Regions from separate parts of the Homo sapiens genome. Here all the other regions are linked to region 2. The links are chromatin loops, found by intact Hi-C in ENCODE. Cell type or tissue: heart left ventricle. All regions are shown on one strand. Region 1 has its middle 40 kb from the start of LINC01807. Region 2 has its middle 200 kb from the start of SPHKAP. Region 3 overlaps SPHKAP (SPHK1 interactor, AKAP domain containing). Region 4 has its middle 150 kb from the start of SPHKAP.

The links. A loop is a pair of places that touch in the nucleus more often than their neighbours do. Peaks named below come from ENCODE experiments on the same cell type or tissue, not always from the same donor. Only the 100,000 strongest peaks of a DNase experiment are listed, where the experiment ranks them.
Region 1: it touches region 2 in a loop (6-fold over the local background); 7 of 110 quality-filtered maps call a loop at or near these places.
Region 3: it touches region 2 in a loop (6-fold over the local background); 3 of 110 quality-filtered maps call a loop at or near these places.
Region 4: it touches region 2 in a loop (2.7-fold over the local background); 3 of 110 quality-filtered maps call a loop at or near these places.

What each region holds. Positions count from the first base shown.
Region 1 is chr2:228,647,842-228,655,841 of GRCh38, reverse strand. No RefSeq gene overlaps it. Among named protein-coding and RNA genes, the nearest start is that of LINC01807, 40 kb to the right of the region's middle. RefSeq lists an enhancer at 3,612-3,781. In heart left ventricle, no CTCF peak of the experiment used is centred here; no DNase peak of the experiment used is centred here; H3K27ac peaks cover 2,236 bases.
Region 2 is chr2:228,374,055-228,382,054 of GRCh38, reverse strand. No RefSeq gene overlaps it. Among named protein-coding and RNA genes, the nearest start is that of SPHKAP, 200 kb to the right of the region's middle. In heart left ventricle, no CTCF peak of the experiment used is centred here; no DNase peak of the experiment used is centred here; H3K27ac peaks cover 2,727 bases.
Region 3 is chr2:228,046,040-228,054,039 of GRCh38, reverse strand. All of the region lies in intron 3 of SPHKAP (SPHK1 interactor, AKAP domain containing), which reads left to right. Among named protein-coding and RNA genes, the nearest start is that of SPHKAP, 130 kb to the left of the region's middle. In heart left ventricle, a CTCF peak has its summit at 4,967 (motif pointing left); no DNase peak of the experiment used is centred here.
Region 4 is chr2:228,324,317-228,332,316 of GRCh38, reverse strand. No RefSeq gene overlaps it. Among named protein-coding and RNA genes, the nearest start is that of SPHKAP, 150 kb to the right of the region's middle. In heart left ventricle, no CTCF peak of the experiment used is centred here; no DNase peak of the experiment used is centred here; H3K27ac peaks cover 1,481 bases.

The sequences.
Region 1 (8,000 bases), 270 kb before region 2:
AACCATATTGGTTTGGAAAAACTAAGAACACCAGTAAAGAGTAAAAAAAAAAAAAAAAAGAAAGCACTGATGTGTTATTTTTAATCACACACAATAATTATGTCGAACAACATCAGGATTTAAGATAATAGGTGTCAACATTTTCAAGATAATAGCCAACTATTCAGCCTCAACTTCTGAATCCTGGGAGATGAAATGTCTGGATGCTTCTGTCAGTTATGAAGTGGTGGTAATGAGTCACAATAAGGCAAATAGTAAAATAAGGAGGAAATCCCATGGCCAGGATGTGATGGACAAAGGAGAAAAGGGGGAGGACATAAGCAAGGAGAGAGAGCAAGGGAGGGTGTAGAGAAGAGTATTAACTCTGCATATTGTGTATTAACTACACCTTCCTTGTGGAATCCAGTCTTATTCTGATTGCAACATGTTTAAGTGTGTGTTTGCGGGGAATGGACATGAATGAATGCCCAAATTCCTTCCCACTGGTGGGGTACATGCGAGCATACCTGAGCCAGTGAGCATGAAGCTCATGTGAAAGACTTTCAAAGGACTCTCACCATTCATGAGACTGCATGTTGCCACTGTATGGTACCACTTTCAGGAATGAATTTCAGTTTTAAGTAAACTAAACCTCTTGTTTAAAGGAACACATCTGCAGTAGAGAAATAAGATTAAGCCAGCAACATTGACCTCTATTCTGAAACCAAAACAGTTGAAGAAATTTATAAATAAATTATCCAGAAGAGGATGGATGGGATGGTGAGGGAATTCAAAATCATGTTCTCTGAAGACCTTTTTTTAATTCTTAAGGGATGTGGAGGTATTTTCCCTTAAGAGAAGGATCATGGGAGATAGAAGTTTTGCCTTCAAATATTTGAAAAACTGTCATGTGGAAAGACTAGATTAGTCATCTGTGGTCCTGGCAGGTGAACTAATACCTGTTGTGGGAGTTATGAGGAAGTAAACTTTGGTTCAGTATCAGGAGAGGTTTTCTGACAGCTAGTTTTCGACTCTTTGGAGCAGCATTTGTCATTGGTGAAAATCTTCTAAGCTTTTACATTCGGCCTTTATCATTTCACCTCTTAGCTCTTCCTACAGACTGCTTATGGCATTGGTCAAAATAAGAGCCTATTCCCAGAGCAGCATGAGTTTCTAACTTTGCATAGAACACCACACAAATAAATACTATGTACTTAATCAATCACATGGAAAACTGATGCCAAGTATTTTTTTTATCACGAAGACAAGAGTCTTATGCCAACCTGGTAGACTTCTAGTATGCAGCTGAAAAATGCAGAGTTTTTTAGAAGGTCAAAGTCTCCTTTCTTGGACTCTTCCTCCTGGAGTAGCATTCCTTGTACCTGAGTCCTTAAACCACTTTTCAGTTCAAAACCCGAATCTAGGACAGCATTTTAATAAAAGGTTAACATTGAGTAGTTGTTAAAACCGCATGGTTAAAGTTCTTCCTGAGAGTAAAAATGTACTTTCAAATGTTAATTAATTCAACATCTTATGAATCCTGACAGAACAAAATAGCCAGCACGGAAAGAGCCATCACCACCCTCCACCTGAAAAGTTTTCCTGTGGGAAATGCTAAAAAGGATTCATATTATAGCTGTCAGTCCTTTCAGTTTTGCTTGTGTTTTGGCATTATTCACTATGTGTATATTTTTAACAGCAGCCCAATAGCCCAACACAAGAGAGTCTGAATGCTTTCCATAACAGCACCGACAAGCCGATGGCCCAGAAAGTAAACACAATGCTTCTCACCTCTTGTGCCCTTTAGTTTATCAAGGTTTATCACATGAGAGCCAAAGACCTTGGAGGAAGGCCCTTGCATTCTTTGCCTTTTCAGCAAGAAAAGTCATAGTCTGTAGAAGCAGCGAACTTTACAGAGCTTATCTGATTTTTGGCTCAGGGACTCATTATAAAAAAAAAGAAGGACATCGATCAATCCATTTTGAATAGGTCAATATGGAACACTGACAAGAAAGAAATGTTGGGTAATAAATTAATTGAAAGCTCCAAGTAGGGAATTATATAACACAGAGGTAAACATATAGTTTTATGTCATAGCTACATGACATATACAAGTTGAAAATGCAATTTACACGTGTGTTTTATTTAGTAGCCTAACAAATGAAGCAATTTTGCACCTAATTTTAAAAAATGCCACAAGTAATCTTGGTTGTTTTTTTTCCTCACTTTTAAATCCCAATACATTCATCAACACTCTTTTTGTCAACCCTACCAGACCCCACTCACACCTAAAATCTCAAATAATATCCAACTCGAAGAGATTTTATAAGGATTAGATGAGGCAAAGGTATAAAACATATATTCAAGTTGGATTAGCACCTAACACATAGTAGCTATGCAATAATTGTACATTTTTTAAAAGTATCTAATGCCAAATAAAAGAGGTGTCCAATGTCAAAATAAATCCATATAAGGCCACATGGATAGAAAATAATATTTTCCATTTAAAAATGTCTTTGTAGTTGGGCTTCTGAAAAACAGACTCAAAGTTTTTTGTTTGCACTATATAAATCCAAAGTCTGCTATAGTTTCATGATTTATGATAATAATTTTCTCTGTTATTATATAATGCCTCATTATATAATGACCTCATAATTCAACAATATTATATCAATTACTTTTTTAAAAATCTCCCATTGAAAAACTATGAGGCTAAAATTCAGGGATGGCTCAAATGTGATGAATGTGGGTGGGCACAGTTTTTAGTTACCTCTAATACAATCCTGAGACATTTTGTTCTAAAACCTGTTTGAATTCTATATTAAAGTAATTCTTTTTCATTTCCACTATCATAGATTTCAAAAATTTATAAAGGAGTTAAAAATTGCCTTTTCTGATTTTAAAACATCATGAATATCTAACTCATGAATATCTAATAAAATTATAGCCCAAAAAATCTAATAAATACAGAATAGGGCATTTTAAAAGTAGGTTCCAACCACTGAAATGAATCAATATTAAAATAGGGTTCTGCCATGACTCAAAACAAGGCAGCTCTAAGGGAAACCATGGGATACACATAAGTTCTATTTATTATCTTTCTGATCTGTGCCTTTCTCCCATTCAGAGGACCTCTCCTCATTCCAGGTTCTCAGGTGCTTATACTCTATCTTTCCAGCCACCATATCTGTTCTCAGTGAAGGATCAGCATTCCTTTCTACTGATACGCACATTTCAGTTTAGAAGTGTATCTAAGGATCAGTAGTAAATTCCTTTCTACTGATATGCACATTTCAGTTTAGAAGTACATCTGGTAGTGGTTAATTGCTCTGAATTATAAAAAGTTTAGTTTCAAATCCTGGAAATTCCACTTATTATCCGTTTTACTTGTGTCTTTTCTGGTTATTGAAAGAATGCACAGGACTCTTCAATATATATTCACACAAGACTCACTTGTAATACCAGGCATATTGTTTCATTACGTGTTATTGAAATTGTGCAAACGACTCTTTATCCTTTGTCAGCCCTGCAATATGGTAAGTGGGCACTTTGTGAGTGATGAAGCAGATGATAAATTCACTGTATACTTGCTTTGGACAACAAAATATTATATACATCCTGGCATGTGCAGGAAAATGAATTTCTTAATCAGATGATATCTAACCTGGAGGTTCAAAAGGAACGATATTTTCTGCTTTAGTTTGATCATGTTTAAAACATTTGTCACCATTAGAGGGGATGCAAATCTAAATTCAGAATAAATATCTATCCCAGTAAAAACCCATCTGCACCCCTCCACAGGCATAAAGCCAATGTAATTCACTTACTACCTAGGCGCAGGTCTGGATTCTCTGGGTATGCAAGCCCACATCACATCACCCTTCAGTCTTTGATGTCACTCCGTGATCCTTTCCGAAGAATGGATGATGGCACCCACTTGTTGGTTCCAGTTCTCCTTCAAATTTGGGAAGGTTTTTCTGACAAGCATAACATATTATCTTCTTTAACTCTCCTTTTGCATGTTCATAATGCTTTTCAAAACATAGTACATCACATGAGGTTTTCTTATTATCTAATTATATAAGGCTTTTTTTCAGAACGTATTACTAGTCCTTTGGCTATGTCCCAGTAATCAGCATAATTCTTAACTACATCTTCCTCTTCAGGCTCTCCTCTTCCTCTTCTTCCTCCTCCTCCTCCTTCTCCTTCTGTTTCTTCTTCTTCTCACTATCTAGTTCTTCCAATACCCTTAGTGTTCTTAGTACCTCATACTGCTTAAATTTATCTTTTCCTTTTTCAGTCAGAATATAGCCATAAATCAGTTGTAATACAGCTGACTTCCAACTAAAATGTTGACCCTCTATCCATGAGCTACCATCAGAAAACCATGCTAACTCTTTTTTTTCATCCTCCAGTAATTGGCCAAATGTGGGTTCCCACTCACTTGTAGGATTAGGTAAATCAGAAGGATTAAAGGCATCCCTTAAAAGCACAGTTACTATTCATGTATGCAATGGATATCTCATATGGTTACCTCTGTTACATGGTCCATATTTTACTCTTCCCATTTAATGAAGAAAAACCTTTGTTTTTAACTTTTTTTTTCTAAGTTCAGGGGTACATGTGAAGGTTTGTTATATAGATAAACTTGTGTTGTGGGGGTTTGTTGTACAGATTATTTCATCGCCCAGGTATTAAGCCTAGTATCTATTAGTTATTGTTCCTGATCCTCTCCCTCTTCCCACCTGCCACCCTTTGATAGGTCTCAGTGTGTATTGTCCATGTGTTCTTATCATTTTGCTCCCACTTACAAGTGAGAACATGTGGTATTTTGTTTTCTATTCCTGCATTAGTTTGCTAAGGATAATGACCTCCAGCTCCATCAATGTTCCTGCGAAGGACATGATCTCAGTCTTCTTTATAGCTGCATATTATTCCATTGGCATATATGTACCACATTGTCTTTATCCCATCTATCACTGCTGAGCATTTAGGTTGATTCCATATCTTTGCTGTTGTGTATAGTGCTGCAATGAACATACATGTGCATGTGTCTTTATAATAGAATGATTTACATTCCTTTGGGTATATTTACATTCCTTTGCCTACTTTGTAATGGGGTTGTTCATTTTTTTTCTTGTAAATTTGTTTAAGTTCCTTATAGATGCTGAATTTTTGTCCTTTGTTAGATACATAGTTTGCAAAAATTTCCCGTTTTTTAGGTGGTCTGTTCACTCTGTTGGTAGTTTTCTTTGCTGTGCAGAAGCTGTTTGTTTTAATTAGATCCCATTTGTCAATTTCTGCTTAGGTTGCAATTGCTTTTGGCATCTGATCATGAAATCTTTGCCCATTCCTATGTCCAGAATGGTATTGTCTGGTTTGTCTTCCAGGGTTTTTATAGTTTTGGGTTTTACATTTAAGTCTTGAATCCATCTTGAGTTAATTTTTGTATACGATATAAGGAAGGGGTCCAGTTTTAGTCTTCTGCATATGGCTAGTCAGTTCTCCCAGCACCATGTATTAAATACGGAAACCTATCCCCATTGCTTGTTTTTGTCAAGGTTTGTCAAAGATCAGATAGTTGTAGGTGTGCAGGCTTATTTCTGAGTTCTCTGTCCTGTACATGGGAAAAAAACTTTTTTATTGCTCTATTAGTCTGTTCTCACACTGCTAATAAAGACATACCTGAGATAGGGTAATTTATAAAGGAAAGAGGTTTAACGGACTTGCAGTTCCACATGGCTGGGGAGGCCTGACAATCATGGCAGAGGGTGAAGAGGAAGCAAGATATGTCTTACATAGTTGCTGGCAAGAGTACATGTGCAGGGGAACTCTCATTTATAAAGCCATCATATCTTACAAGATTTATTCACTATCACAAAAAAAGCATGGGAAAGACCCACCCCCATGATTCAATTACCTCCCAACGGGTCCCTTCCAGTACATGTGGGAAATATGGGAGCTACAATTCAAAATAAGATTTGGGTAGTGACAAGAGCCAAACTGTATCAATTGCCCTCAATATTTAAAGCTTCAAAAATTTTTTTGCTTATGTAGTAAATGCAATTTCAGTCAATAATAAGCCAAAACTATCTCTTGAAGAGAATATAACTGGTAGACGTTTTAGGCACCTTAATAGTTTAAAATCCCAGTGGTCACTGACAGGTGATACATGCCAGTGAGCAGTAAGTGCCAACACTGTTAATGTCATCTGAGCATGGGTATTTTAAGCCCTCAATGTGCTTGAGTGAGCAATGACTTTTCAGAGTTCCAATAAAGACTGTTGCTATTCAGAACGCTATGTAATTCATTTTTTTTTTTTTCTGTGTGACTTTCTAAATAGAGGCTAGCAGAATCCTTAAATGTCAGAAATTTTAGTATGGCAGCTAAACTCTTATTTGAATTTTTGACCTAGCAAGTAAAACAATTTAATTTTGTTTGTTTTGATGGAAGTCACTAGTGGCTCCAGTCAAGCTATTCTTAGGAATTTCTTCTTTGTGCTGACACTTGTAGTTTTTATTTTTTATTTTTTAGGAGGATTCTTCATTCACCCCCAATGATAGTTATATAATTATACAGAACAGTTGTTCAGTTTTAGATTGATTTTAGATCCAAACATTATATCACATATTGATTATATCATCAATATAATGATTGACAGTGCTTTTCAATTGCATTGAATCTAAGTCTTCTCACTAAACTGTACACTAAGCAAAAAATTCTAAATATCCTTGTGGAATAATAGTAAACGTGGTGTTCATCCTACTTAAGGGAAACTGGTGCTGACTTTTCTCCAAAATAGTAATTGTAAAGAAAGAATTAGCTGAATAGATCACTTTCTTTAGCTTGTTATATGGTTTGAATTGTTAATTCCCATCTGGCACAGCAGATGCTATCGAAGGCACCACTTTGTAGAAGCCTATATAATACACTGTTAACCTCTAAGACCCACCAGTTTTCTTCCAGTTTTCATGTGAGAATACTAAACACAGACTTTGTAGACACTAGTTCAACTGCACTTCATATATCTGCAATTAGGACTGAAATCTCTTGCTAATCCCAGATGTTTCAAATGAACCAGTTGAGTTCTTTTAGGTAGTTCTCTTCTAGCATGTGCGATTAAAAACCGGAACAAAAACCAGATTTACCCACATTCATTTTCATAACAGCTTGGATAAGGGAAGAAATCTCATTCAAATTTTACATCCATACAAATAAGATATTCAGCAAGTGGTGATGCAACTGTCACACATAACTTCTTTTCACAAATTTTCATATAGGCTCATAACTTTGCTTTTAAATTTTTTACAGTAATACTGCTATAATTCCATGACATAATCATATTGATATTTAATTTTTATTAAATGGTTTATTCATCATAGTACCTTGTGCACCATTGTTTAACAAACACAATAAAGTTCTTCCATCAGCTTTAGACAATTTAACCCCCACAAATGTGAAGGCCCTAAGTTCCCAGTGGGGGATTTTGCCAAGACCTTGGTCATGGCCCCTCAGAACTGAAGCCTTTTTCTTCACTTTATACCATCTGGTTTTAAAGGAATTGTGGATTTATTTGCACATTTCCTTCAGATTTCTTTGATTCATTAAGGCTAGGATAAATTGGGTTGCTATGCCATAGCTCCTTTAATGTCTGAGGAGTTCGCCCAGTCTGGGACCGTCGTTCATCAATGACCTTAGAAGGCAGCCTATTCATATTCCCCCTTTTCATTGTCTTTATTAACCATCTAAAGACTTCACTTTTCCTAATATATTATTTACCTTTCAAATATGTTATTTCCTTTCTTCTGAATAACTTGAGTCTTTTGCACATGGGTCAGTCCTGCACTAAACTGCAGTTTAGTAACTGCAGTTACAAACAATACCATGACGTGCTCCTTCATGTAGTTTCCCTTTCATAACAAGGTTACATTTGAAGCTCACATCATACGAGAGGAGTTCCCATTGTTATAACAATATTAACCAATTCAATGTGGCTTATAGTCTCAACATATTAACATCCT
Region 2 (8,000 bases):
ACAATGTGATGTTTATAGCAACCTGAAGGTTTCCCAACAAGGTAAGAATAAAACTGAGCTCCTTAGCCTGACGTACAAAGCCCTGTGGGTCTTTCCAGTGGACTTCTCTCCATTCATCTTCTGTCATGATCCCCAACCCCCACTCTGCTCTAGCCACACTGACCTCCTTTCTGCATTTTAATCTAAGCACTTTCTTCCCGTCCTTCGCAATATAAAATTTTCCCTGCTTGTTTCAGTGTAATCATTCATTAATATTTGTTGGACATATGAATGAATAAGTACTAACAGAGTTTAAGGAATTGAAATTCAAGCTGGTCATAGGGCTTGGTGTCAACTCTTTTAACTTTCTGCTGGCTTCTTAATATAACTGGAAAAGGAGGCTGTCCTAAAAAGATTTGGTTTATGTTAAGTTCACTTTTATTGCGGCTGTTCATTGATGGGTTGATAACATACTAAATACATAGCCTATCTTTCTGCAATATTGTATATTATACCAAAACAAAAAACTCATTGAAAATTAGTCCTAATATCTTTACAGGAAAGACCTCAAGGAAATCCATGGCCCAAATACATGTAGTGACCATAAGCCATTTCCTAGAATGACTGTTTGAACCCTATTTAAACTGTAAACATAGTGTTGATTATCCCCATGACCTGGTGAAATATCCCAGAAACACTGGCATTTTGGATTTCAAACAATATGATCAGACTTGTCATGTCTGAAAGTGTCTCAAATATTATTTTTCAGCCCATGAATCCAGATTCATCTTTGTACAAAATATTCTTGCATAGACAGATAGAAGATATTTAACAAGTACAAACAGAGGAAACCCACTTAAATTTGAATTTGAATTTCAGATAAACAACACATTTTTTAGTATACATATGTTTTATGCAATATTTGCAACATACTTATGCTAAAAAAATTTTGTTCTTTAACGGCAGTTTCAATTTGACTGGAAGTCCTGTATTTTATCTGTCAACCCTGACTAGGGCCTACTACTGAGTGATGTCTCCTCCAATTGGTATACATACAATACCTGTCCTATGTACTAAGCACAAAAGGTTAGCATCTGCTACCTGCTGCCTTAGACTTTCCAAATGCAAAATATTCACTGATTGCCTCGCACTGTAGGTCTTAATAGGGACTTCGACCCTAGTTTAGTAAGGAATTGAGCCAGAGATGTGAAAATATAAATTTCTTCATTCCACATCCATGTCTGTTTCCATTGGCAGCACATTTTCTTTTCCTCAAAATCTTCTGAGAGTCCATTAAAAATTGCTTGGTTACATCATTCATCTAACAAACTGCTGTTTAGTCAGTTATTCAGTCAAAACTCCAAAGTGTTTTAAGATGATAGCATTAGTGGGAAATGGTTTATGTTTCCCAAATACTATAAAGTATCCAATAAACCTAGATGGGACATAAAATGTGGCCTCACTAGGGAGCTATCTCCTTTATGTGCAGGGTGAGGTCAACATTTTCACTTAGCAGGCAGAATTTTTCATCCACTGGGGAAACATGATTATTATAATATATGCTGTATTAGTCCATTTTCACACTGCTATGAAGAAATACCTGAGGCTGGGTAATTTATAAAGAAAAGAGGTTTAATTGGTTCACAGTTCCACATGGCTGGGGAGGCCTCAGAAAACTTGCAATCATGGTAGAAGATGAAGAGGTAGCAGGCACCTTCTTCACAAGGTGGCAGGAGAGAAAGGGCATGTAAAGAAAGAACTGTCAAACACTTATAAAACCATCAGATCTTGTGAGAACTCACTCACTATCATCAGAACAGCATGGGGGAAACTGTCCCCATGATCCAATTACCTCCCACCAGATCCCTCCCTCGACATGTGGGGATTATGGGGATTACAACTCAAGATGAGATTTGAGTGGGGACACTGAGCCAAACCATATCATATGCTATGTTTATTTTTAATGATTGTGTTCCTAGTTTGTAAACCCAATTTTCTTTTTCTGATAGGCATTTAGAGTGGGAAAAGAAGACATAAAAAGTGAACTTTTCAGATTTTTGCTAATAAGCGTATAAATGTATCTATCTGTATACCTATCTGTCTTCATATCTTCTATTTATAACAGAGGGAAACACAGGCTTATGCTTAGCCCCTACCTGTCTTATGGGGAAGTTTAAGCAAATGAGTATCTGTTCTCTCTTTTGCATAGATCTTCTCTCAACTGAATCTTTCACATTGGCTACTAAACATGTTAATCACTTCCCATAAAATAATTCTTCCCAGATCCTAAACCACCCATAGCTACTTCCTTTTATTCCTTTTCTTTACTCTACTTTCTTTTATTCATTCATAGCTGAACTTGTCAAGGTTTTTCATAGTCACTCCATTCTGACTTCACTCCCACTGCACTCTATACCTGCTGAACTATTTATTACTTCTGCCTTTACCATTCATACAACCAGCTCTCTTCAAGATTATTATATTACACATTGTGTAGATAAATCCTTAGCCTCTGTAGTAAGCAGAGTTATGACGACAAAAGATGTCCACGTCCTAGTCCCTAGGACCTGTGACTATGTTATGTTATATGGAAAAGGGGAGTTAAGATAACATAAAATTAAGTTTGCTAATCAGATGATCTTAAAATCTTGTATTATCCAGGAGGGCCCAATGTAATGACAAAGGGCCTCAAAAGTGGAAGAAGGAGGTGCAGGAGAAAGAAGCAGAGAGATGGAAGGATGAAAAGAACTTGACCTGATGTTGCTGGCTTTGAAGATGGAGGAAGAGGCCTTGAGCCAAGAATGCCAGTAGCCTGTAGAAGCTGGAGAAAGCAAAGGAATCAGTTCTACCTAGCGCTTCTAGAAAGAAATGCAGCCTACCAATGTGATTTTACTTGGTGAGATCTGTGCCAGATTTTTGACTGTCAGAACTGGGAGATAATAAACTTATGTTTTGTTAGAGCACCGAATTGGTAGTAATTTGTTACAGCAGCATTAGGAACTAATCCAAGTTCCTTGATCTAACACTCCCCTGGCTTTGCCCCAACTTCTCAGGAATCCCTATCTTTCCAGGCTTTTCCTCTTCTCTGAGGTATTTACAGCCTCATGCTCTGTGCTAAATGCACTTTCTACTTACTCTGTGTTAACCTCACCCAGGGCTCTAATCAGCACTTCTATACAGATAACTCACACATTTTCATTCCTAGCCCATACCTCTTGTTGAGTTCTAGGTCTATAAATATAACCGCTTGGCTGACAGCTGACAGCTCTTCTCAGATGGATCACAGTCACTTCAAAACAAATCAGGCCAAAAAAAAATTAAATCATAATCTTTTTTCCCTTTTAACTTGATCCTCTTCTGGTATGTTCTATCATCTCAGTAAATGGAACCATCGTCCATCTAGTCATATAAACCAGACATTTAGGAGTCATCTTCAACACTTCTTCTTTATCTCTTATATCAAATCACTATCTCACATGAATTTTACTTACTAAATTATTGCCAAAATCCATCTATCCTCTTCTTTATAATCTCCATTGGCACCATTCTGGCTGTATTGGTTTTCTATTGCTGTATAACAAATCAACACAAACTCAGCCGCTTAAAACAACACCCATAATATTAGGTCACAGTGCTGAAGATTAGAAGTTTAGCAGGGTGTGGCTAGGTTCTCTGCTCAGGCTGAAATCAAAGTGTCAGCCAGCTGCATTGTCATCTGGAGCTTGGAGTCCCTTTACAAGATCATTCCTGTTATTGCTAGAATTTAGCTTCTTGCAGTTTTAGCATCAAAGTCCCCATTTCCTTGCTGGCTGTCAGCGGAGGACTGCTCCTTGCTTCTTGAGGCCACCTGTGCACATTCTTCATCACGGAGTACCCTCAAACTTCAAGTCAGCAATGGTGCAGTGAATTTTTCTTCTGCTCGCAATCTCTCTGACTTCTCCTCCCACAACCAGCTGGAGAAAGCTCTCTAAGCAATTTTCAGGACTCAAGTGATTAGAGCCAGACACATCCAGCTAATTTTCCTACCTTAAGGTCAACTGTGCGTATAACATAACATAATCAGTGGTACAATATCTAATATTCATAGATTCTAAAGATTAGGGTGGGCTATCTTAGGGGGCTATTTTTGAAATCTCACCTACAACATTGGCACACGCTATCATCATCACTCTCTGTCCTATGAATTCACTTCCTAATTCATCCACCCAAATCCACTTTTCTCCCCCTGGCAGCCAGAGTGATCATCTCAAAACACACTCCCGATAATTTTAACCAGGTGCTTCCTTTTATTGCTCTTAGCCATAGTCGTGGCCTAGAGCCGTGCTGCCTGATGTGCCTTCTGCAGCCTGGTTTCCTGGACTGTTAATGCTCTGCAGGGAGATCAGAACAGAAACCAAGAGCAAGCGTCTAGACATTTTGATAGTGATTTCACAGAGTAGTTTTATGTCTATAAACTAAACATATACTTGGAGCTTGTATTTTATGTACTTTAAAATTTGTTTGGTTTTTAGTGACGTATTATTTACCTTATTTTATGTAAGTATTGTGCCAAGAAAATTGAAACAAACAAAACTGATTCTCCAGCACTGAGAAATGGGGAAGCGTGGGGCCAGTGAGCTCTGCACAGCCTGGTCTCTACTTCTCCAGCTTCATCTCATGCCATGCAGCTTCTCACTCTCTACCTCTGGCTATAGTGGTGTTCTGTAGTCCCTTTGGCATGCCATGTTTCTTGTGCCTTGCTGACTGCTCTCACTAGGTTACAATCTCCCCATTATATTTTCTCAGATACCTCCAATATGTACTTATCACAGTCTCAATATTTCTTATTTATAAATATGCAAATATTGTTAATGTCTTCATTCCTCCTAAAATGTAAGTTCTGTGGTGTCAGAGAGCTTACCTTCCACCTAAGTGGCACACACCCCGCTCCCTGCACAGTGCCTGACACATTACTGGTGCTCAACAAATGCATACAGAAAAAGAGGATGAATAAATACACAAAGGTATTCCATATTATTCAAATTCAAATAGCGCCTCAGCCAAGTATTACCTGTTTGATCTTAATCATGTTAGTTAAATCTGCTGTTTCATTGTTATTATAGGTAAGATGGAAATAATATTGACAGCTTCACAAGACTGATATGAAAATTAAAGCATGTGCAAAGGCTTTCTTTGAAAACTGCAAGAGGCTTTTAAGATGCAATTAATGAGTTGGTGTAAATTATGTTTCTTCCAACACATTGGCAAAAGGGCGAAATATACAACAAATCTAAAAGTCCTTTGGAAATATGTGCCACAGTCTTTAGAAATATTTAATCTTTGCTTCAATCATAGGGGTTCTAAAATTTTATTCTAACATAATAATCGGGCAAATATGCAATATATATGTAAAAAGATGTTCATTCCAGCATTATTTCTAATAAAAAAGTAAGAAAGACTCTAAATATAACCTCACACGTGAAGGGACTGTGGTAACCTGGTTGGCACAATTTAAGAAACAACCTAAATATGTTTCCCCCATATGAAGAGGGGTATGGACCAATGCTGGTAGAGGGCTGAGTATGGTACACAGTGTGACTGAAGAAAAAAATCTTTTTATACCCAGATACACAATGCTTTGCAGTGACAAGAGCCTACGAGTGTAACCCAAGCCTGAAGATTTATGATCACAATCATAGAGTAACCTCAACCTGAACATGACATGGAGAGGTTAGCTTGAGATTTACACTAACACTGGTGGCAGTGGGGCAGTAGACTCGATCCCCGGCACATAAGCTGTACAACTATTTCTATCAAGAGTCGACTTCTCCAAAACTGGTATCACTATGAGCAGAGAATCCCTGAGGCCTTCCTTTATGGTAGCGATTTAAAAAAAAAGCAACCACTTCTAAAGTAGATGTTTCAGAGGCAGTTATGGGGTTTCCAATCTTAATGAAATAATAACTCTGAGTTTTAAAATGTCTGCACCAACACAAGAGAAGCAATGTTCTCTATAAACACTTAGCAAGCATCCATAATTCTCGATTAATTCTTGGAGGCTCCAAAGTAGAAATACTGGATTGCCTGTGAGCTGGAAGGAGAGTGGCTTGAGACATTAATTTGAATGTAAAAGAAGTATGAATTAATATATCCTTCAAGTTGGTTCTACTCAGTATGCCGAACAAAATGCCTCAACTCTTTTTAAGTAAGAAAAAAAGATATGCTGTTTTGTTACTTCTCTCCCATATCCTTGTGCTCAATTAGGAAAAGATGAACTGATAAAATATACCGAGGACCCACCAGTCTAATTCCTGAGGATCCTTGGCAGGAACAGAGCCCAAATGAGAAAGGGTCTTTCTAAAGGGATGTTGCTTATAACTCACTGGAAACCACTTGAATAATGACTCTGAATTTGGAAGAACCGATCGGTGGAAGCAAACTTAAGTTCTACAGAGATGCTCTACTATGCAGAATTCAATGGTAGGAATAATGGCACAATGGACAATCCATGCTCAGCCTTAAGGCATTTCTGCTCAAATTTTCATAACACTACTGTAGATCCTAGATTTCTCTAATATTGATTAATATCACAAAGCCTATTTAGGATGTGGGTTGGAAGTTGTGTTAGCTAAGAAAAGAGAGCTTTCAGTTACAGCAAAACCATGGAGAAACATTCTGTCAGAAGGTAGAAGAAATAGAAGATTTTTACAAGGAGTACTAGAAAAAATTAATAAAGGAAGAGGGTGAAATATGGGCATAAAATGCACAAGAATAAGTGTATTTAGCAAAAACACATGCTTATGTGGTGCTCATGATGTGCCAGGCACTACTCAAAGAACTTCACGTGTATTTACTCATTGAATAACCTCTATAAGACCTATGAGGATGCTGCCAGTATTAACTGAGGAATGAGAAAACTGAGATGTAGAGGGCTGACAGCCTTTCCAGGTAAGTAGCTGAACTAAGGTTTAAATCCAGGCATCCTGGCTCTAGGCCTGTTTTTCAGCCACCACGCCTTGTAAGAAGTGGCAAAAACAACGTTTTTGTAGGAGAAATTTAATGGGAAGCAAGAATTTGGGAATTTGGCTGGATGAAACATGCAGGGTCCAGGAAGAAGTTGAGCATGCAGAAAGAATTTGGAAATGTGGCCAATAATAGCACCGTGCAGTTTGAGAGTTCATATGGTGGAAACAGCCATGTGGCACTGGCAGCCTCCTTAAACTTGATCTTCCTGTCCCATTGCCCTGGGCTTGGCTTTCCTTCACTACAAAGAACCCATTTGTTACTTCTAGTGAGAAAATTGAAAGTGGCTGTGGGAAATAAAGCTGAAATTACTCAACATCTGAGCAACCTGTTAGAAATGGCAATGACTGTCCTTAACCTTGAAAAACTCTCTCAAATGAAGACTGCTTGTAGCTGATTTCAAAGGTAAAAAGGAACACTGTTTTAATATCTGTGCGTTAAGCCCTTTATGTTATGCTTTGTTAGTCTTCACTGGCTATAATTTTTGCCACCATTATTTTATTTTTTGCCTTTTTGTCAGGGGTAGCACAATCATTAGCTCCTAAAATAATGAGAATTTAAGGTATTAATATTTTTCCTTTTCAGTGATTGTATGTAATTTAGGATTAAAAATACCAATAACTACATACTATTTTAGGCAAAGAAAGGAAATGAGCAAATGTTCACTATTTTAAGATGAGAGCATTATATAAAGGAAATTGTGGCCATAAAATTTAACCAAATCATGATTTATTTCTTATGATGAGAAAAACCTGGAATCGCATGAAAAAAAAAAAAAAATAGTCTCCAAACTGATAGGGAGCCAAGAGACCAACAGTTGATTCGGACAAGACCAAGCTAGTGAGTAGGTGAGTTTATTAGGACTTACATATGAGGCACTCCTGGACTGCAGCAGAACGGCTTTAGAGGTCTGCCCTGTCCCTTGTCTCTAAACCACTTTTAAGCCAATTTTCTGGCTTTTTGCCTACTGTGCTTAAGTGATGAGACTAGTTTCACCTGCTCGTCCACTGAGCCGCATG
Region 3 (8,000 bases), 330 kb after region 2:
TATTAGCTTAAGAGCTGGCACCAGAATTACATTCTGAAGAAATCTTGTCTTTGATGGAAAGAAATGTTTGAAGCAATGCACTAAACATAGGTGATTAAATACATTAATTTATCTCTGTTCCCTCCTGAAACCACACTTAAAGTAGAACAAACAATGTATAAAACCACAAAGGACAAAGAAAATGGGACAATGGATGAGAGATGTGAAATTTTCAGAAAATGGAAACCAAATGTATTGTAGCACAGATAAGAATGCTAAATACATTACAAGACTTCAGAGGGAAATGCCAAGTCATTTCACATCTAAAAATCCAGGAAATAACTAATAATTTGAAAATAGGTTTTAGACTTAGTGAAGTAGCAGGCACATAACCAGGACTCAACCAGTAGTTTTTCAATAAATCAGAGGGACTAAAGGTTTATTCCATAGTAATGCTGGCCAGCATCCAGAGAAAGGTAGGGGAAATTATAGGCCTGAAAAATGAGTTTAAGTGAAAATCTATCCACTAAGACACTCCCCCCAGCCCCTGTGTACCACCAAGATCCAAGAATGCTGTAAGCCAGATTTTAACACACATGCCCAGGCAATAAATTAAAGAATTCCTCTCTGGACAAACAGATTTGTTGCAGGAAGTACAACCTATACATTGTAGACTGAATGCTTGCATTCCTGTGAAATTAATATGCTAAAGCCCTAATCTCAGCATGACTGTATTTGGAAATAGGGCCTATTGCTTCTCAGCTTTTTGTCTAAGATCAAGTACAGAGATAGGGGCTTTGGGTGGTGATAAAGGTTAAATGAGGTTATGAGAATGGGGTCCTGATTTTATAGGGAGATTGCCCTTATGAAAAGAAGAAGAGACACCAGGGGGAAGAGAGATAAGAGCTCTCTTTCCACCAGGTGATAACACAGCAAGAAGATGGCTGTCTACGAGTCAGAAAGAGAGCCTTCAGCAGGAATCAAGTCAGCAGGCACCCTGATCTAGGACATCTAGCCTCCACAACAATGAGAAAATAAATTTCTATTGCTTAAGCCGCTCATCTAATATATTATATTTTGTATGGCAGCCTGAACAGATTAGCTCTTACTATACAGACTATAGTAAGAAGTCTTCTAAGGATATGACTGGGTCCCTTCCAATCAACCTAGAGAGAAATCCATTAGTTAACAAGCACCACTCAGGGGCCTCAAATCTGTTCATCATTCTTAAATATAAATGTATAACAAAGGACAGAGTTTTTAAACTCTCTAACATAAAAGGAATAAAACAAAACATCAAGACTCCAAAGAAAGAAAGAGAAAAAGTTTTAGGGAAAAAAGTAACCTCTCCACAAATAAAGAAATATCTAGAATGTTTATCATTCTTAAAAAGTGTGGATGGGAGACAGCTTTAGGTATTGCTTATTTGAAAAGAGTCTCATTCTAACCCTCACTTTTGATTGATAGGTTGACTCGTATAGACTTCCAGGTTGCAAAAAAAATTATTTTACTCAAAATTCAATGATATTGCTCTGATGTCTTTTGGCTTCCAGCACTGCTATTGAACAGTGTTATATTGTTCTGATTCTTTTTGTTTGTTTGTGTGGCTGTTGTTTAAACTGGAAGCCATGATAATCCTCTCTTTATCCCTGGTATTCTAGAATTTCATGATGCTAAGAATTAGCATTGGCCTATTTTGTGAGCTCTTTTAAGCAAAACTTTTCAGATCTGAAATATTTTCTTATGTTTTATTCATTCTGTCCCCTCTATTTCCAATGTTCTAACTCTACCATTGCCAGTAGAAAATAGATTGGATGTTGGATTTCTTGAATTGGGCTTTAGATTTTTTATTATTTCCTCTTTTTTTTTTCTTTTTGTTCTTTCTGGAAAATCCCCCTTGACTTTATCTTCCAATACTTCAATTAAATTTTACATTTTTGGCTCTCATAATCTTCAAATCCACACCACCTTTTATTATATTGAAACAGAAAATAGAGAAAAATACTTATTGGAGCTCGCTTTTGTTGGGCTAGAATTGGTATGGTCTAAATGTTTGTGTCACTCCAAAATTCATATGTCAAAATGATCTCCAGGGCAGTGGAGATAGAAGGTGGGGCGTTTGGGGGTTGATTAGGTCATGAAGGCTGAACTCTCATCAATAGGATTTGTGCCAGTACAAAAGAGGCCTAAGGGAGCTGCTAGGTGAGTAGGTGAGGATGAAGCAAGAAGGCATTTATGAGGACCAGGCCCTCGCCAGACAGGAAATCTGCCAGTGTCCTGATTTTGGACTTCCCAACCTTCAGAACTCTGAGAAATATATTTGTTTTATTTAAATATTTTCCAGTGTAAGGTATTGTGTTATAGCAGCCTGAACAGACTAAGACAAGAATCAACCATTGAGTTCTAATAATAGCAGTAGACAGCAGTGTACTTCACCTGGGTCTTCAGGTTGTTTTACAGTGGGGTCAGGGGAGCAGCTTACCTAGGCTAGGCAGGCGTTTCTGGATCTGGGTGTTCTGTGTGTCTTTCAACCCCACTTGAACCAGTGGTCTAGCCTCAGAGCACGTTCTTATCAGGGCAATGGCAGGCATAAGCACAAAGAGGACAAGTCCACCACACAGGCATATTTCAAATTCTTGCTTGCATTTCATTGATTAACATCCCCTTAGCCAAAGCAAGTCATGCAGCCAAACTCAAAGTTAAGGGGCAGAAAAGTAGATTTTTTCCTATGGATATAGAAAAGAATGAATATTGAATGAACAATAAGTCAATCTGCTGCATAAGGCAAAAATTAAATCAATAAAAACAAGTTTTAGGTAAAGGAAATATTACAATATACAATGTAGTCCCTACTGAACAATAATTACCTGATCACAACAAGGCAAACACTAAATATTCATTTGCCCAAAATTGTGATATAACAATTCTGAGAAGAGGTAGAGAAAGTGGAGTGGGTGGCCAGGTGCAGTGGCTCATACCTATAATCCCAGCACTTTGGGAGGCCGAGGTGGAGGATTGCTTGGGCCCAGGAGTTCAAAACCAGCCTGGACAACATAGCAAAACCCTGTCTCTACAAAATATACAAAAATTAGCCTGGTGTGTTGGTGGCACCTGTAGTCCCAGCTACTGAGGAGGCTAAGGTGGGAGGACCACCTGAGCCCAGGAAGTTGAGGCTGCAGTGAGCCAAGATTATACCACAGCACTCCAGCCTGGGCAACAGAGTCAGACCCTGTCTCAAAATAAATAAATAAATAAAGGTGGAGTGGGGGAATATAAAAGGCTGATTAATAAGTAAAATTATACACTTAGATCACTTAGATAGAAGAAATAAGACCTGGTGTTCAATAGATCAGTAGGGTGACTAGAGTTAACATTAATCAATTCTACACTTCAAAATCGCTAGAGGAAAAGAATTCAAATGTTTCTAGCATAAACAAAATATAAATATTGAAGGTGATAGATATTTCAGTTACTTTGATTTAATTATGTGAATGTATCAAATTATCACATGTACCCTAAACACAGGTACATCTAATATGTATCAGTAAAAATAAATTTTTAACAAATCCACCATTGATGAGCACCTAGGGTGATTCCATCCGCATATGGTAAAAATTAAATCGGTAAGAACAAATTGTAGGTAAAGGAAATATTGTGAATAGTGCTGCTGTGAACATTCAAGTGCATGTGTCTTTGTGGCAGAATGACTTATTTTCCTTTGGGTTTATACTCAGCAATGGGATTGCTGGGTTGAATGGTAGTTTTAAATTATTTGAGAAACCTCCAAACTGCTTTTCACAGTGGCTGAATTAATGTATTTTTCCCATCAACAGTTTCTAAGTGTTCCTTTCCTTCAAGCCCTGACATCTGCTATTTTTTGGCCTTTTAATAATAGCTATTCTGACTGATGTGAGATGGTATCTCATTGTGGTTTTGATTTGCATGTCTGTGAGAATTAGTAATGTTGATCATTTCTTCATATGTTTGTGGGCCACTTGTACGTGTTTTTTTAAGAAGTGTCTGTTCATATCCTTTGCCCACTTTTTAATGGGGTTATTTGTTTTTTCTTGTTGAGTTATTGCAGTTTCTTATAGATATTGAATATCAGACCTTTGTTGGATGTTGGAGTTTGTGAAGATTTTCTCCCATTCTGTAGGTTTTCTGTTTACCCTGGATAAAGAAAATGTGGTACATATATACCATGGAATGCTATGCAGCCATAAAAAAACAATGAAATTATATTTTTGCAGCAACATGGGTGCAACTGGAGGTCATTATCCTATGTGAATTAAGGCAGGAACATAAAACCAAATACCACTTGTTCTCACTTACAAGTAAGAGCTAAACATTGGGTACATATGGACATAAAAAATGGGAAGATCTGGGGACTGCTAGAGCAGGAAGAGAGGTGGGAGTCCAAGGGCTCACAAAGCTACCTATTAGGTCTTATGCTCACTAGCTGGGTGATAAGATTCATACCCCAAACCTTAGTGTCATGCAGTAAGCCCAGGTGCACATGCACTCCTTAAATCTGAAATAAAAGCCAAAATTATTGTAAATAATACATAAATAATTTGAAGTGCTAAAAACCTCATTCTTTATAATGCAGCAATGTCTCACATTTGTGATCAATAAACAACAGTATACTGGAAGAAAGAGAAGTTAGTTTGGGAAGGGAATCACACTTTAGAAAATGTGGGGCAGAAGGCAGATATTTTTCATTAAGAGGCAAACTGTGCATGTGTATTACTTACATAGTTATTTAAAAGATTTTAAATAGCACAGATTTTTTAAAGGTAATTATGTTTAAACATACATTGATAAGTGTTTGGAGAAGTAACAGTAACACAACAAAAGTATTCATTGAGCACTTCCTGTGTTTTAGACTTTGTAAGCTGTATGTGTTTAAACCCTTCCAAAAATCCTGAGATAGGTACTGTTGTTTTCCCCATTTTATGGGCAAGGATATGGAGCCTCCTAGTGGTTGCATAATTTACACAATCAATAGGAGCAGAGCTGGGATTGGAGCTGGGCTCTCAAGCACCGTCCCACACTCCCTTTCCCGGTCTAGGTTGGTGTCAGTGCAATCGCGTGTTGCTTATAGACAGGAATGCATCCTGAGAATTGAGTCATTAGGTGATTTTGTCATTCTGCAAACATAGAGTGCGCTTACACACATCTATAAGAAACTGCAACACCTCAACAAGAAAAAACAACCCCAATAAAAAGAGGGCAAAGGATATGAACAGACACTTCTCAAAAAACACATACAAGTGGCCCACAGACATATGAAGAAATGAACAACATTACTAATCCTCATAGCCTACTACACACCTAGGCCATATGCTGTAGCCCATTGCTTCTCGGCTACAAACCTGTACAGCAGGTTACTGTTCTGAATACTGTTGGCAATTGTAACACAATGGTAAGTATTTGTGAGTCTAGAGATACCTGAACATTAAAAAAATTACAGTAAAAGTACAGTATTATAATTTTATGGGAACAGTCATATATGCGTTCTGTCATTGATAGAAATGTCATTATGAGGTGTATGACTGTACTTCAGCAAAGAAACAGTTCTACATGATAAAGAGAAGAGAATTTAGAGGTCAAGGACTAGCCAGGAGGGAGTAGGTGAGAGATGAGGTGGAGTTGAAAGATTAAAGAGGAAAAGGGTAATGGTAAATAGGTAAATACCCCCCACCCATCTCCACCCCCCCGTTTCACCAAAAGGTATTCAGATAACCTGCTAAACTCAAAGACTTGAAATGAATGATTTATTTTTCTATGTAAACCAAAGAAGTGACTGAGTTTTACGTCAGGGTTGATCTCCTGTAAGCAAGCTAACCTTGTGGAAATCTTTTGAGGGTGCTCCAATTTCGTGGCAGCGAACTGATGAATTAAAGGTAATCAAAAGGGATTTCAAGGAGCATGGTGTCCCCTTCAGCCCCAGCGGACAATTAGGCAAAAATAAGATACAACTTTTTTCTCCTCCTCGTTGTCTTTAGAAGTAAATCTTCTGTCACTCCCCAGTATTTAAAACGGAAAGCACAGAATCTTATCAAGACAATGGACTCTTCACCTACCAACTTTCTCTCCCAGTGTACTCTCCTTTCCACGTTGAATCCTAGATTAACTCATTCAAAACCCCAGCTGGTCTTTCTGAATTTCCATATCTTAGAGCACACCCATTTTCTTTTGTCCAGACTTCAGTATCAATTTTTAGTTTGTACCTCTGTTGTAGCACTCACTGGAGTCTGTCTTCATTTACAGCTGTCTGATTTCAAGTTTCAGATCATCAAACAGTTAGACTAGTTTAGCCCACCAAACTGCAAGGAACCATGACCATCTCGTTCATCTCATCACTGCATACCACACCTAGCTCTGCGAGCACAGAGGGGCTGTCCTTAAGTGTTCTTTAAAGGGATAAGTGAGTGAGTAAAGTGAATGAATGAATGAATGAATGGACACAAATTAATGAATGAAGTAGCTGTGGGGCTTGGCATGTTTTGCTTAACTTATCTGTAATTCAGTTTCTTTACAGATAACATGAGAGAGTTGAACCAGGTTGTTTTTTGTTTTTTTTTTTTTTTTGAGATGGAGTTTTGCTCTTGTTGCCCAGGCTGGAGTGCAATGGTGCAATCTCGGCTCACTACAACCTCCGCCTCCCGGGTTCAAGTGATTCTTGTGCCTCAGCCTCCCAAGTAGCTGGGATTACAGGCACCTGCCACCACACCCAGCTAATTTTTGTATTTTTAGCAGAGATGGGGTTTCGCAGTGTTGGCCAGGCTGATCTCGAACTCCTGACCTCAAGTGATCTGCTCACTTCGGCCTCCCAAAGTGCTGAAATTACAGGCATTAGCCACTGCACCTGGCCTGAACCAGGTAATTTTTAAAGTAACTTCTTGTTGTCAAATTCTGTGATTTTATGTTGAAATAAAAATACAAGAAACACATTTTCCTACATATACTCACTTATATTTTGGAGAGTTATTCCACTTTTGTTTGTTATCTCATTCAGGTACTGATACTGAAATTTAAAAATGTATTTGGCAAGAGCTATTTGAAGCCCAAGAATATTTTTTATGCTTTTATTCTGCTTTCAAGTGGGAAAATGTTAACTAGAAGTTAACATGTGGAATCATAATGAGGTTGGGGAATGCCAAAAGGATAAACTTCAATGCTCAGCTGCCCTTGCCCAGATAGTGTTGTCTCTTCTTGCCCAAGGAGGGGGGTCTTTTTGAGGCTTTTCTGAAGGCCCTGAATAGAGGGTTCACATATCCTTCAATTACCTCCTGGAATTCTCAGTCTCAGACAGGAAAATAGAATGATATTACAAAGAATTTTTCTTTATTCTTTTTGTTGTTGTTGTTTTCTGAATATACTAAAGCCAGATTAATGAGTGCTTCAGGGAATAAAGTCAGAAACATTGAAATATGAAAGAAACAAACAAAAAACTCAGTTCCCTATCCTGTAGCTGTCAATGATTTTTGGTAGCATTAAAGAATATGAAGTGTTGGCAAGCTTTTTGAATCACCTATTTATTTTTAATACTTGGTTCCACAACTGGAATTTAAGTGCAAAATTTATTCACCACAACTTAGCACCCTGAGCTCGCTTAAGCTACTGCTTGCATCGTAAAGGCCATTTTCCTAAAAGTCATTGCCTAAAACAAGTGAAGTTCAAGGGAGTAAATTAGATGAAGAACACAGAAATCAGGATATACATCGTTTTTACCAACAGAGACCAAAAAAAAAAAAAAAAAAAAAGAATAACAACAGTATTCAGCATGCAGAAAATGTTTTGAAACACGGATTTTTATTGTTTTAGTTTACTTTGAAATATTTAATGAACAAACAAAAATTGCATATATTCAGGGTATACACCTTGATTTGACCTATGTATACATTGTGTACTGATTACTGTAATCTAATTATCACAGCCATCACCACCCATAATTACCGTATGTGTGTGTGTGTGTAGGGGGTGGGATGAAGGCAGTTAAAATCTGCTCTTTATCA
Region 4 (8,000 bases), 50 kb after region 2:
CAAAGATTTAAAAATAGTTATAATCAATATGCTAATCAAAAAGAAGAAAAATAAAAAAGGTGAAAATTTTCAAATAGAACCAGATTTTGTAAAACAGAATTAAATGGACATTTTGGAATTGCAACATACAATATCTGAAATTAAGAACTTTTTGAACGTTTGTAATAGAAAACTGAACAGCAGAAAATATCAATTTTTGAACTTGAGACAGGTGAATAGAAAATAACCCAACTAAACAACAGTAATAATAATAATAGTAATGAGCAGAATGTAAGAGATATATGAGAACCCATCGCAAGAAATGTGTCACCTTTCCATGTGAGTGTTCTATTGAACACTGCTCTTTTGAAAAACAACTGCAAGGTAATAGAGGTAAGATTCGATTGAAGAATAAATAACTATAATGTGGTAGCAACAGAGGCTTCAGGCAGTCCCAGAGTGTGCTCTGAAGCTGAGTTGGCTCTTCAGGGATGCCCATACTTGAGGCAGGGGGCTGGGCTTCTGTTTTCCAAAATTAACCGGGTATTAGATGCACTTGTTGCTGGGAAGAAAATATAAATGTCAAAGAGGTAGTTGCCTTTAACTGAGGGCAAAAATATAAGGAGACACTCAGGTGTAAACAATGAGCGACCATTCCCTACAGACACAAAAATGACTGCCTTTTCCTGAAAAGCGTATCACACCCCAACACACGATGATAGCAGCAATTAAAAGGCCCAACATGTGTGTAACTGGAGCCTCCCAAAAAAAGGAGAGATTGAGTAAAAGCAACATTTGAAGAACTAATGTCTGAAAATTTCCAAAATCTGATAAGAACAACATACAAATTCAAGAAGCTCAGCAAATTCCAAACAAAAAAGTAATATATCATAGTTTAATAGCTAAAAATTAATACAAATAGAAAATATTAAAAATGGCCATGAAGGGGGAAAGCCTTATGGTGGTAAAATTAGAGAGAAGAACATGAATAATGGAATGATCCAGTGCTTGGGACATTTTTTCATGTTTCAGTCACCATACTATGGAAAGGATATTAACAAATTAGAAAACAACAAAAAGAGATGAACAAGATGGTGTGGTCATCCAAAAACCATGCTACAGTTTAGAAAGACCCAGCTGCAGATGACAGGCTTTAGAATAATATCTATTTCCAATAGTCAGTATCCTGGAACATACACTAATATTATTTTGTGAAGTTTGGAAGAGCAGAAATAAAACCAGTGGGAGGAAGCTTTCAGCAAATATAAGTAAAATATTTGTAAACTAATAATGGAACTAGTTTCCTTGTGGAGAAGTCAGCATGCTGTTATAAGAAGTATCCGGAGAGCAGTTAGCCATTCATCTGCCCAGGATCATAGAAAATTCTCAAATTATGTGTGATGGAAAGAAATGTCCTCTAAAGTCAATTGCAATCCTAAAGGTCTAAGTCAAAATTTGTTTTGTTCTTTTTCTACTCGAATAAATGTTCAAAACTTAAGCCATTGCATGTCATTCATGAGGTGTAGGTCATAATAAATAGATATATTTTGAAGTACTTTGTATAGAACTAAAATTTGATACATTATTAAACAATCTTAAAGAGACACAGTCTGTCCACATACGCACTGAAATGTGTGTTTGAGTGAGCAAATCTTTGGTTTGGGGAGGAATTTTTCCACAATTCTTTAATATGTACACCCCATATCTAGTACATATGGCAAAAGGGAAAGCTAGAAGCTGACTGGCAAGAGCTCCTAAAAACATTAATATTGCCTTTAGCAATTAGTTTGTGTCTTAAGCCATTCGTGCTGCCATAACAAAATACCATAAACTTGGTAGCTTATAAACAGAAATTTAGTTCTCACAGTTCTGCAGCAGAGAGAAGACAGGGCAATTTTGGTGAGAGGAACACAAGAAAGGATGGGGAAAGCATAAGGCATTCTTGGAGGATGGGAAGTAGAAACATTTTCTCTTGGATAACCCAATTGCTGAAAGTCATAAATGTACATTCCGCCAGTGTCAAGACATCTTGGTCTAAGAGCATTATTACTGGCTTAATCCAACATCTAATTATGCAAGATTTACTTTCTTTGTATAATGACAGCTTCTTATTTTTTATTAATCCAAAAGAGGAAGTACACCTGAGTTTGTCTTCAGGCAAAAATGAGGCAATGTTTCTTAGCTATTACCTTGAGTGGAGCAGGTGATATAGTGTCCTTTGAGCTCCCTTTCCTATATAATCTAAAAGCGAATCTTTACTCTTATAGACTACTAGAGTGCTGCCAAAATGTTATTTTGTTCATCTCTTCTTAACAAAGTAAGACCATGGCTGATCTAACCTCTAGACTCTTTAACCATGAGGGGGAAAATTTCACTTGGCTAAGAATTCAATTCTTCGACATTTCTCCTAAATTCAAGAATTAGCTTCACAGTTACTTTTTGATGTGGTGAACGTGGACACCTTTGTTTTGAGTCTGGACTTTTCTCCCCATGGATTATTATCAGACTATATTTTTAAAGTGTTGCGTTCCCTGCAGAAGGCATGATATCCTCGGTTTTCCTAATAATTACTTTTATTTTTATTGTTGTTCAATTTTAATATTTTATCATCCCATCCAAGCAATCCTGTCTTCCATGTATGATTACCTCTCTATCCCCCAATAATTTTTTTTCTAATAAAAAAAGCGAAGCAACACAGCGATTAGAAAGAAACAGTCTCAGTGAGTTATAGATTTCACTTTAACCTTAAGAACAAGCCTGAAAATTGTTCTCCAAATGGATAAATTGAGTCCCAAAATAGTAACACACTTGTGCTGACAGATGGAAGAATGTGCATGGCAACTGCGCCTGAAGCACTTCCATCTGTCACCAGGTCTCTGCTGTGTCTATACACTCAAAATTACTCTGTCCGCTCTCAGGCAGTTGTGCAGGTTTTCTTCATTCATTTCACTGTGAAGTGGACTAAACTGCTCACAAGGATCTCTGCAGTAAGAATAATTAAAAATATAACCAGAGAGTCTATCTGTATGGCACCGAAACTTTATCAATTAAAGATATCACCTCTCATGGTTTTCCCCAGATAATACAATTAAGAAAAAAAAAGAAAAAGAAAAAGAAGAGGGTAAGTGGAGTGCAATGGAGCAGGGGAAAAGAAAGGAGAGAGAAAAATCTCCCAGCCAAGCATCAAGAAATACTGCTTTCTTTCCTTCTTTAATAAGAAAAGTCTTTTCATTTTTCATTTTCTTCCTCCTTATACAGTAAAAAATAAATAAGCCATATGAATGTCAAAAATCGAATTCATTGTTCCTATTTGTAAGCAGCATGTAAATATGAGCTTTGAGTCTATAGCCAGGCCACCTGGGTTCACATGCAGGCCCTCTGCTTACCCACACTGGAACCTTCAGCAAATATTTGGACCTTTTTGTCCCTCAATTTTCTCATCTGTAAGATGAAGATGAATCAACATACCTATTCCAATATTAAATCAACAAATATAGATATAAACCTCTTAGAGCAGTGCCTGGCACATGATCAGCTCTCATAAACTTGGCCTGGCCACCTAGCCTGTTGACACCCATGTAAACCTGACCAGGCCCCACCACCTGTTGCGGGACGTCGGGGACCCCGAACGGAGGGACCGGCTGAAGCCATGGCAGAAGAACATAAATTGTGAAGATTTCATGGACATTTATTAGTTCCCCAAATTAATACTTTTATAATTTCTTACGCCTGTCTTTACTGCAATCTCTGAACATAAATTGTGAAGATTTCATGGGCATTTATCCCTTCCCTAATCAATACTCATGATTTCCTATGCCTGTCTTTACTTTAATCTCTTAATCCCATCATCTTCGTAAGCTTAAGATGAATGTCGCCTCAGGACCCTGTCATGATTGCATTAATTGCACAAATTGTTTAAACAATATGAAATCTGGGCACCTTGAAAAAAGAACAGGATAACAGCGATGTTCAGGGAACAAGGGAGATAACCATTAGGTTTGGCGGCCTGAGAGCCAGGCGGAACAGAGCCATATTTCTCTTCTTTCAAAAGCAAGTAGGAGAAATATTGATGAATTCTTTTTCTCAGCAAGGAACAGCCCTGAGAAAGAGAATGCCTGCCTAGGGGTAGGCCTCTAAAATGGCCGCTCTAGGGAGGGCTGGCTTTACGGTTGTAGATAAGGGATGAAATAAGCCCAGGTCTCCCGTAGTGCTCCCAGGCTTATTAGGATGAGGAAATTCCCGCCTAATAAATTTTGGTCAGACTGGTTGTCTGCTCTCAAACCCTGTCTCCTGATAAGATGTTATCAATGACAATGCATGCCCGAAACTTCATTAGCAATTTTAATTTCACCCCGGTCCTGTGATTTCACCTTGCCTCCATTTGCCTTGTGATATTTTATTACCTTGTGAAGCATGTGATCTCTGTGACCCACACCCTATTCGTACACTCCCTCACCTTTTGAAAATCACTAATAAAAACTTGTTGGTTTTGTGGCTTAGGGGGCATCAAGGAACTTGCCAATATGTAATGTCTCACCCAGATATCCAGCTTTAAAATTTCTCTCTTTTGGACTCTTTCCCTTTATTTCTCAGACCAGCTGACACTTAGGGAAAATAGAAAAGAACCCACAAAGAATTATCGGGGGCGGGTTCCCCCGATAACCACCTTGACTGGACATGGCACAGATACACACAGCGGAGGCTTCTGATCACCATGACCCCAGGTGGGCTCCACATAACCACAGTAGAGCATCTACTGCCAGCCAATGCCCTTCTGACTGCAAGCCCAAAGATGGTCCACTCATCATCAGTATCAAGAGGCTTTGTTTTCCTAATATGAGCAGTTTGTGACATTTTGGCTTTAAAAGATCTATTTCACTTCTCCTGTCCTGACCTTCCTCCCCAGAGCCTAGAGTCTGGTTCTAAGCTCAGGAGTAAAACCTTCCCACACAGTGCTCAGTCTCTGGTCACTTGGTGTGTAAATTTCTTTGTATGTATGTGTGTATGTATTTTTATATGTGAAAACTATGTAAAGTTGTGGCTTTTCATATTTGAAGATCTAGGAAAAAAATAGTTTCAATACAATTTAATAGAATTGCAATGAGTTTGTTTGGGTTTGTCATCTGGGAAGCATGAAACCTAATAAGTAGGTGATGAAGGAAATGCCCTGGTGTTTGAACAGTTGTACCACACAGGTTATTCATTCACATATAGTTCAATAAGGGAGGCGGAATGGGAAGCTAGGCCTTGACCAGAGGACCCATTGTTTTTCTGCTTTTCACTTATAAAATTAAACTTCTCAACAAGCCAGTCACAAAGAGGCTTGCTCCCACCATGCATGCCCCCAACCAACAGCACCGAGTCTGCTTCCAGGCAGTGGACGAGCAGGGCTGAGAACTTGCCCCAGGCTAGCCAGCATCCCAGCTGTGAAAGCGAGTGGGGCTTTGTTCTTCCCCACCTGTGGAGTCTGCACACTGGATTCACACCCTCCCCTAAGTTCTGGCCAAGAGACTTCTTGTTCAGTTAAAATTGTTACAAAGTTCAGCTGGAGGTTTCCTTCACCCTGTGATCTTTTCCCAGTACCTCTTGCAGCCTTCTGCAAGGACCCTTGAGGGGCAAGGCAAAAATGGCTTCCTAGGAGACCCAGAGAAACCACAGGTCTTTTCCTGCTGCTTCTTCTACCCCTGTATTTCCCTCGTCTGTCTAAACTGACTCAGTTCCAGGTAAGTTCAGAATCTTCTCCTGTGATCTAGACTTTCAGGTTCTCCAGTGAGGGTATGTGTTTGGGGGTGGATGATCTCCCTTTCCACTTCCACAGTTTGGGCTCACAGTATTTGGGGTATCTCCTGGGTCCTGCAAGAGCAATCCACTTCCTTCAGAGGGTCCATGGCTTCTCTTGGCTTTTCTGATTTATTCCTGCAGTAGTTCTGGAGCAAAAGTTCATGATGCAAGACTCCACACACTGCTCTGTCCATCTGAGTGGGAGCTGCAATCTAGTCCTACCTTCCATCTGCCATGATCTTCTTGATTTGAGGCTTTCATGATTCTTAATTCTCTTAATAATAAATCCATGAAACATTCAAAACATTGGACTTACATTTGTATAGTAAGTACTGTGTCCCCAAACAGTTAAGACTACATTGACAGGAACTTGATAAAAATAGATTAATGGTGACTTTACAAAAAGTGTGTTGGGTTTGTTAGGGAGAAAAAAAGAAAGAGTGCTATGATAACCAATACTTTCACCTTCTGTCTTTGTCTCTTCCAGGTTCTCATGCTTTCTGAGTACCATCATTCAATTCAGGAGTTTGAGTACCCATCACCATCCAGACTGAGACACCAGAGATGGGGTCAGAATGGCTGAGAAGTATGTGCTACCTTTTGTGATAAAATAACAACTGTGAAAAGAAAAACACACAATAATTCCTTTCTCTTCTTACTCATTCTTTCTGTTTTCTTAGTTTTTTTGAAGAATGTTAAATCAATAGAGCCCAAATGCCTTGAAATCACCCAAACAAGGAAACCAAGAAATAGAAAACCTAGAGGATCTTAGCTGTGGCTATGAATTGATCTTTCTGGTTATAAAGATTAAAAAAACTATCTGCAGCAAGCAGGAAATTCCTAGATGCTGCCTGCAGGCAGGTGAGCAGTCTACACTGACCCTAAGAGTAGGAGAAAGACATAAAACTCTTTTAGTTGTGCAGAATGAGGGGTAATAAGATTGAGAGCCTTCTTAATTATAAAATTCAGTGATCTTGTAATCCATCCATCTGGCTTAAAAATGGCGAGGGTAGAACCAAGTCAATAAGCACTGGGCAAGTCTCTCTCCAAGAAGCCCTGCTCCACCTTCCTCTGGTTTCTTCCCATCTACACCCCTGGCCTTCTTTATAAGCCATGATCTCCCCAGTCCCCAGCCCCAATCCCCGCTCTTGCCTGGGTCTGAGGCAACATCTGGCACAGCTCAGCACAAGTAAGAAGCGGTTGTATTTAAGCATCCCATCCCCTCTCAGAAAACCTCAATTTTCTAGTCTCATGTACACTGATAACATATTTTTGCATAGGTTTATTATGTAGCATAATGCCCAGCACATTCTAAGACTATATAATAAATACTTATTGAATGTACAAATAAATGGATTGACAAATTTGAGCATCTTGCAAATATTTGACTTTACATTTCAACATACATTTTCGTATTCATTTTTGATTCTTACACATGGAAAAATCTCCATATATGTTAAAGTGCTTTGATAAACTTGCCCATGCAACATTAGTCCATTTAAAATGTAATTGGTAGTAATACTGTTTAAATATTAGCTTCTGTTTGGAAATACAATAATTCAACATAAGAAATAAAACATCTAGGACAACAAATAAGTAAATTAAAAAGTGAGTATATCTAAATTATTTAAGTGATGATTAAATATCCCATATTCCTTTGATAATTTAAACTGAGCCTCATTTTATTTTTCTCAATACTATTTTTCTAAGACTTATTTTAATTCATTGTGACTTTAAACAGAGTAAAATCAATGCTGAGTAGGATACTAATTTCCTGAAACATAAAGTCTGTAAAGACTTTACTGTACTTAAAAAAAGTTAACTGTCAGAACTTTTTATATTATAAAATTTGGCCATTGTTTTCCATATATGTTGCAATTGTTTTGTACATTTATAATTTGTTGTTTGACCTTTTAAATACTCATCCTGAACATTTAGAATGTTTTATTTTTCAAGATTCAGACTTATAAACATGTTTTTGTGTGGCTTGTCATTTTAGTGATGTAATCAACCTAAAATTTGAAAAACAATTTCTCATCTTTTCTTCTAGTATATTTTGTATTTAAGAAAACATTTTAAAAATAAATTTGATTTATTTATAATACATGTTGGATTTAATTCAGGCAAATATTTTAAGAAAAACATTTCTTCTGATTTCTTCCAATGCATATTGGATTTTTTTTGTATTTTGATTTTGATCCACCTGAAATTTCTTTAAATTAGTCAAATGCCATGAGAAT